Regions from separate parts of the Mus musculus genome. Here region 2 is linked to region 1. The links are chromatin contacts, found by Hi-C in ENCODE. All regions are on one chromosome and are shown on one strand. Each heading gives the region's core, a stretch centred on a gene start or an enhancer-like site at or near the end of the contact. The rest is flanking DNA. Distances are from core to core; before and after follow the strand shown.

What was found. Hi-C counts contacts between places; a loop is a spot of excess contacts on that map.
Region 2: a map of mouse trophoblast stem cell shows a loop between it and region 1 (2.1-fold over the local background). The contact joins two enhancer-like sites. A Hi-C loop is called at or near these places in 10 of 37 maps with a recorded cell type or tissue (T-helper 17 cell, adrenal gland, gastrocnemius and 3 more).

Annotation. Positions count from the first base shown.
Region 1 is chr1:39,226,879-39,231,640 of GRCm38, reverse strand. All of the region lies in intron 1 of Npas2 (neuronal PAS domain protein 2), which reads right to left. Among named protein-coding and RNA genes, the nearest start is that of Npas2, 35 kb to the right of the region's middle. Within about 2 kb of position 2,088, at least 1 of the 3 ENCODE cell types and tissues checked has a DNase peak (open chromatin) inside an H3K27ac peak, as active enhancers do.
Region 2 is chr1:39,328,266-39,332,970 of GRCm38, reverse strand. It overlaps Npas2 (neuronal PAS domain protein 2), which reads right to left. Exons shown (of 21, transcript NM_008719.2): 11 at 4,517-4,664; 12 at 1,950-2,034. Among named protein-coding and RNA genes, the nearest start is that of Rpl31, 37 kb to the left of the region's middle. Within about 2 kb of position 1,691, at least 1 of the 3 ENCODE cell types and tissues checked has a DNase peak (open chromatin) inside an H3K27ac peak, as active enhancers do.

The DNA.
Region 1 (4,762 bases), core at 839-3,338:
TGACTGTCACCTGCACCTTTCCACATAAAGCCTTGATTCAAACAAGCACAAGGCCAAAAGGCCTATGCGTGTGGTAAGAGTCGGGTAGGGTTGTCATAACCTACACACAGCTCGGTCCCAGCCACAGCCATACATGGGAGCAGTCCTGGCTACTCACTGGCCATTGTCTACACATCCTACACTGTAGGGGCAGGGTCAGTGGCAGTCTTTGATTTAAAATAAAAATGAAGCCAAGGGACATCAAACACTCCCACTGTAGATCGGCGTCAAGAATGGAATCTGAAAACAACATGATTAACATCAGCTGTTTCTGATTTAGAAGGAAAAGAAATTCAGTAAGCATCACCCCAAAACAAACAAATCTACGTCCACGGAGAGGACAGAACCGGATGCGTGGAAGCCAAATGTCTCTCTTTTAGTCTGAGAAGCGGTCTTATGACTGAACCACTATGTGTTCATGAATGATGTATTGACTCAGTAGCGGTTCTGGCTTTGGTCCTGTGTATTAGTCCATTTTCTGGTGTTATAGCAAAATACCCCCATCTGGATGGTTTATAAAGAAGAGAGAGTTATTCAGCTGAGTTTTGGAATCTGAAAGTCCAAGGTTAGGTGGCCCCATCTATTCAGCATCTAATGAACTATTCCCAGCTAGGTCGCGGTATGAATGACGAGCAGAAAAATGAACCATTTGTCTGCAGATGAAACTAAGCGTGAGAGGTAACTTTGGTTTAAAAAGAAAAGGCAACCGACTCTTGGAAGAGCTGAGTCTCTCCTTGAGGCCATCATGAATTTCCTCCAAGGATAACGTCACCATGACCCAACCACCTTCCACTGTATGTGACTTCCTAAAGGTTCTACAACAACATTACTCTACTGTATTCTAGCATACAGTACTGTGTGTGTGTGGGGGGGCACATTCTAACATATTCAAGCCATAGCACCTTCCTGGATTGAGGTGAATCCTTCTGTCTGTCCACTGAGTTGTGAAAATGCGGTGGTGGTAGTATCTGTTATGGACTTTAATTAATATATTTTTATGTACAGTGGTTGACAAGAGATCCCTGTTTGGAGATTTTAAAAATAGTTTTGTTAGATTTATTTATGTTATTGTCTGGTTATTACTGCTTTGCTTGCTTACATGTATGTAGGGGCACCACATGCAGGTGTGGTGGCCATGGAGGTCAGCTGAATATCCCAGAACTGGAGAACTGGAGTTAGGGAGGCTTGTGAGCTATCATGTGGGTGCTAGGAATTGAATCCAGGTCCCCTGCCACACTAGCAGATACTCTTGACTCTTGAGTCATCTCTTCAGCCCACTGAAGACTCTTTTTTGAATGTATGCATATGTGCATGTCTTTGTGTATTTGTGCACATGAGTGCAGTGCTCAGGGGAGCCAGAAGGGGGCGTTGAATCTTCTAAAGATGGGGTTACAGAGCTGCTGTGAGCCACCTGCAGTGGGCGCTGGAGACAGGGCTTGCGTCCTTTGGAAAAACAGTAAGTGCTCTTGATTACTGAGCCATCCTTCTAGCCTTTGGCATGTTTTACTTTTCAAAGATTTGTATTTACTTTCATTGTGTGGTTATGAGTGGTTCTACCCACACCTATATGGCTGTGTACCATGTACACAGTGCCTTCTGTAGTTACAGAAGGTTGTAAGCCACCATGTAGATGCTGGGAATCAAAAATAGGTCCTCTGGAAGATCAGTTAGTGCTCTTAACGGCTGAACCATCTCTCCAGTCACTCCTGAGTCTGATTCTAATAACTCCACTAGTCTTAATTTTGTTATGTACCTTTGATAGCAAACAGTTTTAATGCTACGTATGAATACACGTATGCATGTGTTCTTAGCACCTGCAGAGGTCACCGAACACACATATGAAATGTGACAAATGCAGCTCGATGCCTTCCCAAGTGTACTGGAGTTAGGTAACCACAGGATGCTACCAGAAACTAATCTATTTATATTCCTCTTTCCTGATAAACACATCAAGGGCTACAGCCAGAAAATAGGCCCCGGGGCTTTAAAATCTGCTGTGAAATGCCAAGTATTTGCCAAGTACTGAATAAAGAAAGCAAAGGGAGTACAACTCTGCAGCACTCGCTATTCAGGAGGAGCTGATTTAAAACCTGGGGGCAAGAAGGCTTGGTCCTTCTTCACAATAAGCAAAAGCCCAGGTTCCTGTGCCCACTGCCCCTCCCATCATGACCTGGCTACCTGCAAGGATCACAGGCCCAAACTAGAAATCTGAATCACTCCTGTCAAAACCTGCTCCTTCCTTCTCTGTATCTCTTGTCTCCACACCCCACTGCTGTTTTCCACCCATCACTGCTCTGCTGGTTTTTTAGCTTTCTACCTACCTTACAGGCGTCTGCATTTTTCTCCTACACCATCACTCTCAGCCCTAGCTTCAGTCCTGCACCCTAGCCAAGCTTCCTAGGAGTCTGTTTCTGTCTTCAACAAATCCTCCGAGGCAGCAACAGTCAAATATTTGAAATACCTCCCTGGCTAGCTACCCTCTAGCTCAGCATCCTCAGGTATACAACTCTTTGCTGAAGGGAGCCAGGCAGGCTCAAGGGCTGGAGCAAGGATAGATTAGAGAAAACTGTATAGGTTCAAAGAGCAACAAGGATGAATCAGAAGTCAGCTGAGAAGGATTCTTACTGTCCAAGGAAGGGGCAAGCAGAGCATCAAAGCTGTAATTATAACTTACAGAACAACACAGGGATCCATCCATACACAGTGACTTAAAGAAGTAGATAGATGGATGGATGGATGGATGGATGGTTATGGTAGACACTGAACTCATTCTTCAAGTGGACTTCCAGTTTATGAAACACGTGAGAGGAAGATGGGATTAGAAATTGACCATTGGGCAATCACTATAGTCATGGTGCTTCAAATAAGAAGTATCAAAGGATACTAGCTAGTGACAAGGTTAAGTGAGAAATAGTGTCTTTATATAGCCTTTGACGCATCAGGAGAGGAGTTCCACGGGAAAACTTGGCAGATACTGCTTCAGTCCGGTGAGCAAAATTATCACCTCCAGCCAGGGCACCAGCCAAGTACATGGTCTTTGAATACACTACAGCCTTCTGATATTCCTGCCGCAAGGACTTTAATCCACTCTAACTCAGCAGCGCACAACAGACAAACCCCAAGCAAAAGCCACCCTATGAAGCAATGACTGGTTACTCTTCCAACTGTTTAGGTCATGAAGAGACTGAAGACAAGATAACAGAATACAAGGTAGATGCTGGACGTTGGATCTCCTAGGGACACGATGGAACATCCCAGTGGGATCTGAGGTCAGAAGCAAATCCTGTCCTAATTTAGCTTTCCATTTTGAGAACCATGCGCAGACACACAGGCTAGCTGCCTGCCCTTAGGCACCATCAGTGGGATCTAATGTCAGATGGTTTAATGAAAATCAGTGACACGGACCTGAATGGAAACCATAAGGTAAATGTGATCCTACATACCGGGGGTTCCCGTGGAGGGTAGAAAGAAGTAAGTTGTCCTGTTCTTGGTTCCTTAAACATGAAAGAATTCAGAACAAAAAATGTTCCCCCGACCAGCTGACCTTGGCCACTGACCCAAAACATCTTTGGCACAAATCACTGAAAGGGACATCAGACTCCTATAACTCAACTGTCCCTTATGTCACTTTTTCTTTCTTTGATAACAACTATTTTAAGTTGTTTTTTTTTTTAAAGCATGTGTATGTGGTTTGTGTACTGAGTGCAGGTAACATTTCAGACCAGAAGAGGGAGTCAGATCCCCTAGAGCTGGACCTAACAGACCGTTGTGAGCTGGGTACTAGGTACATGGTAACTAGGAACTGAACTGGGTCCCTCGGAGGAGCTCATAACCAGTGACTTGTCCCTCCAGACCTTGGAAGGATTATAAACATGTTTTCTTTTCTGCTGGCAAAAGTCTTCTTGCCCCTCTCCACAACTCAAGTCTCAGCTTACATGTTACTTCCTCTGCCCCAGACAGGATCAAGCTTCTCGCCACAGGTAACATTCTACAGTTGTCCATTTAATGTTCCCTCATCCCCACCAGCCGATAAGCCAGTGGGTCTCAACCTGTGGGGTTGTGACCTCTTGTGGGCGTTACATATCAGATAGTTACATTAAAATCCATAACAGCAAAATTACAGTTATGAAGAAGCAACGGGATACGTTTATATCATAGTGACACAAGGAACTACGTTAAGGGGTCTCGGCATTGAGGAGGTCAGCAAGCTGCTGAGAGAGCTCTGGGCTCTGCTTGCTTCCCCCCATCTTCATTTTCCAGGTCCAGGGCCCAATTGCAAGAAGGATCTCACCTTCAGAGACACTCTCACCTGCAGAGACGCGACCGGCTTTCTATTCTTAGATAGTCTTTCCGAGTAAACAAATTGATGTTATTATTTGATTCTTAATACCTGATTTTCCCTAAGACCCTGATCTTGCAATTTGACATTTTCTTTTAAACGAAATATGTAAGTGTTTTGGGAAGATCTTCACAGAGACCAGGGCTGCTATATTTAAACACAAGCACAACTGCAGAACGAGCACGGGCGTCGTGTGAAGTGATGGCCCTTAATGACTTAAAGCAGCCGATGCCAGTAATTAGGACTATTTTCATAGTGCGGAGAAGATGATTTTTGGAAAGTAGAGTAGGGAGTAATTAATTTCACATAATAGTCACACTGGGACCTATTGTGAGCTCTGACATTAATGATGTATTTCTTTTCTGTAATTAATTTTTATGCTCA
Region 2 (4,705 bases), core at 442-2,941, 100 kb before region 1:
TGTATGTTTGTGTGTGTGTGTGTGTATGCATGCACACGTGCGCACATCTATGTGAGTGTAAATATGTGTATGTGTGTGAGTGTGTATACATGTGTGTGTATGTGAGTGTGAATATGCACGTGTGTATGTGTGTATACATGTATGTGCATGCATGTGTATGTCTGTGTGTGTGTGCGTGCCCCCCATAAAGAGGACCGGCATGACTGATATGTGACCTACAATCTTTTCTGTCAAACAGGATGGCAGGATGCACCTGTATGTGTGGTGGGAAATGTCATTTGCTTAGTGACAATCTCCTTAGATAAGGCTGGTCCAAGGGTCACTGCACCATACCACAGTGAATCACATATTCCTGATCAGCCAAGAGAATTGGCCCCAGGAGTGAGCATGCACACGGAGGGGCATTCATTCACAGGCACTGCTAGCATGGAATATCACAGCCAACAATGGAATCTGCATTTCACAGACATGTCAGTCAGTGGAGCATTAAATGTCCCTCAGACAAGATCACCACAGAGTGAGAGGCAACATCATAGAGGTTTCACTTCAAAAGGAGGTGTTACCTTTTCACACAGAAACCCGAGAGAGAGACACATTTCTGTTTCGCTGATGGGTACATATTATATTACTCTGTGGTTGATGTATGGTGTGTCTAACACCTGTCTAACGCTAGCTGAATTCCATTCTCTGACCCGACACTGTGACAGAGTGTGATGTGGGAAGCAGACATTTCACTAAGTGATGGCAGCCATTCAGGTAAGGATGGGTGGGGAACACTTACAGAGATCAGGTGAGCCTCTGTAGACAGGGCTCTCTGATCCTTGAGGGTGATTTTTCCTTCCTCCCAATTTCATCCACAAGGGATGACAGATGTTTCTATTGATCACAGATAGGCTGGCAGGCTGCTGCAAAGCCTCTGGTCAGATTCCGGAATCTAAGTTTCTGGACACCCTAGAACTTGAACGACTCTGCTGCCAAGCATTCACCCAGCTTTCAACATATCCCCCAAAAAAGGGTTTATCCACAATTGATGAAAAGAAATCCTTATTTCATAGATTGACTGGCAGCACTTGCTTTCTTGAAAGAACGCAGGCTCATCTAGCTGATAATTTCTTAGCATAGGACATTCTTAGCTTTCTTTCTTTTCTTCTTCTTCTTTTTTTTTAATCTTATAATGTTTCTACTTGTTGTATAAATGACCTTTGAGACCCAAGGCTCTGGCCTTCATAGTTTCTTGGCACTGTGTGAGGAAAAGTCTGGACAGATGGGACCAGAGAACTCAGGGTAGAGAAAGGAAGGAGGTGGTGGGATTGGTGGACTGAAGGATCCTTTTTACATCGGCATTCCTGACAAAGCTGATGCTAAGGTGGCTACTAACTAAAATCTTGTGACACCTAGTCAGAAACTACAGGGAGGGATGGGGCGGTAGCTTCACATGGATTGCACTCCTAGTACCATAAAGCAAGATCAAAGCTGGGGAGTGCAGGGGGCACAGGCTAATAATTGGAAGCAATACAATAAAGCTTAGTCTAAGAGAGGGATGTAGGCCTTGGATTGTTCCACACTCTAGTGGGTGATGGAATTGCTCTCTGGCACTTTATCTGTGGCTTTTTATAGCCATCATTGGAAGGCTGGGAAGTTGCCAAGCCATTCCTTGAGTCCAGAGGCTGTTTTTGAGCCAGCTTTTTACAAGCCTGTCCTTGAGTACCCATGCTTCCATGCTCATCGGAGGGAAGGGAGAGAGCACACAGCATCTACCTCACGGGACCATCCTGGAAGGCAAATGAGCAAACACCCACAAGCTATCGGGAGAGCTATGGGTCTCCAGCGAGGGCTTAGTCCAGATGAATCCATCCTTGCTAGCCTGGTATCTATCAGAATGGGATAGATGGCACCACCCATGGGAGGTGCCACTGCTTAGCCCTTCCCTCTAGCAGGGATGAACTCACCTTCACTGCAGAGGGGTGCATGGCCTCTGTGGGTGGGTCTTCCAGAGCCAGCTCCTGTCTCCTTTCCACTCGAACATCTGCGTAACTGCTCAGAAAAGAGAAACCACTGTGAAGCCTGGACATTCCAGGAAGGCAATGCCCATGGGGACACATGGAGCTTTCTATATAAAACCTACTCATAGAATGTGTGGCCCAAGGAAGCCCATCTGTGACCTGCTCAGAGGACCGAGTCTCATTCCTGCCTAATTGCCTTGCAAAGATTTTAATATTATGTACCAGCTATTTTCAGTTCTGGCCTGGGTTTATTTCTCTCCCCTCTGTTCTCTATCCCTTTATTACCTGAAATCTACAGATACGTTAGCTTTTAAGATATACTTTTGTTTGTTGCTAAGCTTCTGCTTGTAAAGAATTAAAAAGTGTGCTTCAGGCCAGGCGTGGTGGTGCACGCCTTTAATTCCAGCACTCAGGAGGCAGAGGAAGGCAGATTTCTGAGTTCAAGGCTAGCCTGGTCTACAAAATGAGTTCCAGGACAGCCAGGGCTATAAAGAGAAACCCTGTCTCGAAAAACAAAAACAAAAACAAAAACAAAACAAAAACAAAACAAAAACAAAAACAACCCAAAAAACCCCCACCAAACCAAAAAAACAAAACAAAACAAAACAGAAACCTGTGCTTCAAACATGTTCATTATGTATATACAAAGAAACAAACCAAGACCTAGACAGTCCCAGGCCACTGCTGAGTCTAGGGACCCACTTTGTCTACTGTAGATAACTCTATGGTGCAGTCGCAGGATTAGGAGGAGCCTGGGATGAGAGCCTGGAGTGTCTGAGCCCTGGTTTATCTCCTCGGCTCAGTCCTCATGCTCTCCCAGACCTAGCTTCTTCCTACGATGCGGGAGGAAGGAGAGAGCAAGGGTGTCATGCATCCTCTCTGAGAGACTGAGCAGCCCACTGGAAAAGACACAGTCTGAGAGGCAATGAACGACTACTAGCCACAAGGCCACAGGCCACGAGCCACTGACTGAGAAAACCCAAGAGGATGGGCTGGGAACCAAAGAAGGAGTCTGAGCATGAGTGCATGTTGTGATAAAATGAGATGTAGTCAATGGCTGAGAAAGGCCAGTGCTTCCCTATTCTCCTCCTACTAATGCACATTTATATATGCAGAGACGTGTGCCAATCTTCATATGTGTTACACATATATGTATATGTAACATATACATATACACACATACACACATATACATACATATATAAGCATACACACATATACACATATACATAATATACATATACACACATACACATATACATACATATATACATATACATACATATATAAGCATACACACATATACATAATATACATATATACATATACACACATACACATATACATACATATATAGGCATATATGCATATATACATACACATACAAATACATATTATCCCTCTATAGAAGCTCAAGTCCCTAATATAAAACGGGGTAGCATTGCAATCACCCTCTTGCAAACTTCACACACAGGTAGTTTCCTTTTAACACACAGTGCAATACAATGTAAATGCTTTGCACATAGCTGCTATACTATGCTCTTTACAAAGAGTGAGAAGAAAAAAATGCTTGTCTATCTTTAATATGAATTTAATTTAAAATACTTTCCATCAGTGATTAGCCATATATGGATGTAAAATCTACTTGATAGAAGGATGGGCTATTTATTATTTTATTAATTTGTTTTTCCAAGACATGGTCTCACCTTCAGCCCAGGCTGGCCTCAAACTGGAGATCCTCCTGACTCAGCTTCTCATGCTAGGATTATAGGAGCATGCCACTGTGCTGGGCACAAAGTCTTTCTTCTAAACCAGCCTCAGGTCAGCTAGTTGTCATGGTGTGTCTGTGCTGGGATGGAGGGGGAACGGCCACTTCCCTTTACCTCTGAGAGCTGGGAACCCACAGGGGATACATCTATGCTATTCGGATATATTGTTACCCTTTGACTCCCTGCTTATCCATACTGAACTGAGGGCTCCCCAAAGTTGCTAGGGACCCCTAGGGCCAGTTTCCTACAGGCAGCCCAGATGTTCTCTTAATACTATCTCAGTTGCCAGCAGGGTTTTTTGTTTTTTGTTTTTTGTTTTTTGTTTTTTTTTTTTTTTTTGCCTTAAAGAAAAACAACAAAAAAAAAAAGAAGTATGTGTTTGAGTTATTTGGTGACAACATTTTAATTTTCCTCTCAAAAACAGCAACAAGGAAAAGCTGGGGGCTGGAGAGAGATGAGGGAAAAATATGTAAGTAGGTCACTGAAGCAGGAACTCACTAAGTAATATCCTGGCAGCTTTCAAACGGGTTTGACTGAGAACTCACAGGAAGTTCCAGGCCTGGAGGAGAGGGGTGTCTACCTGGGCAGGGGCTGAGTTCTGACTGTCCAGCTTGCTGCAGATGCCAGCCGGAATTTCTCCTCTCATACAGGGTGTACTTAAGGTGGCCCCTGGTCCTTCCCTATCCCTGGGGGAACCTCACCCACCTTCCCAGACACCTCCCAGAGGCCCAGGCTACTCAGTACCTGACCACTGAGTGTGTGCATACGATGAACTCAGGCTTGGAGTTCCATTGGTGGTAGGTGATGTAGTAGTGGGTTTGCAACCAAATCCACTGCTGCCCTTTGGTTAGAAACCGGTAACAGCACGACTTCCCTTTGCCAAACTGCATCACTAGGAGGAGAAACAGCAGACTCTGTATGAAGTATGCACTA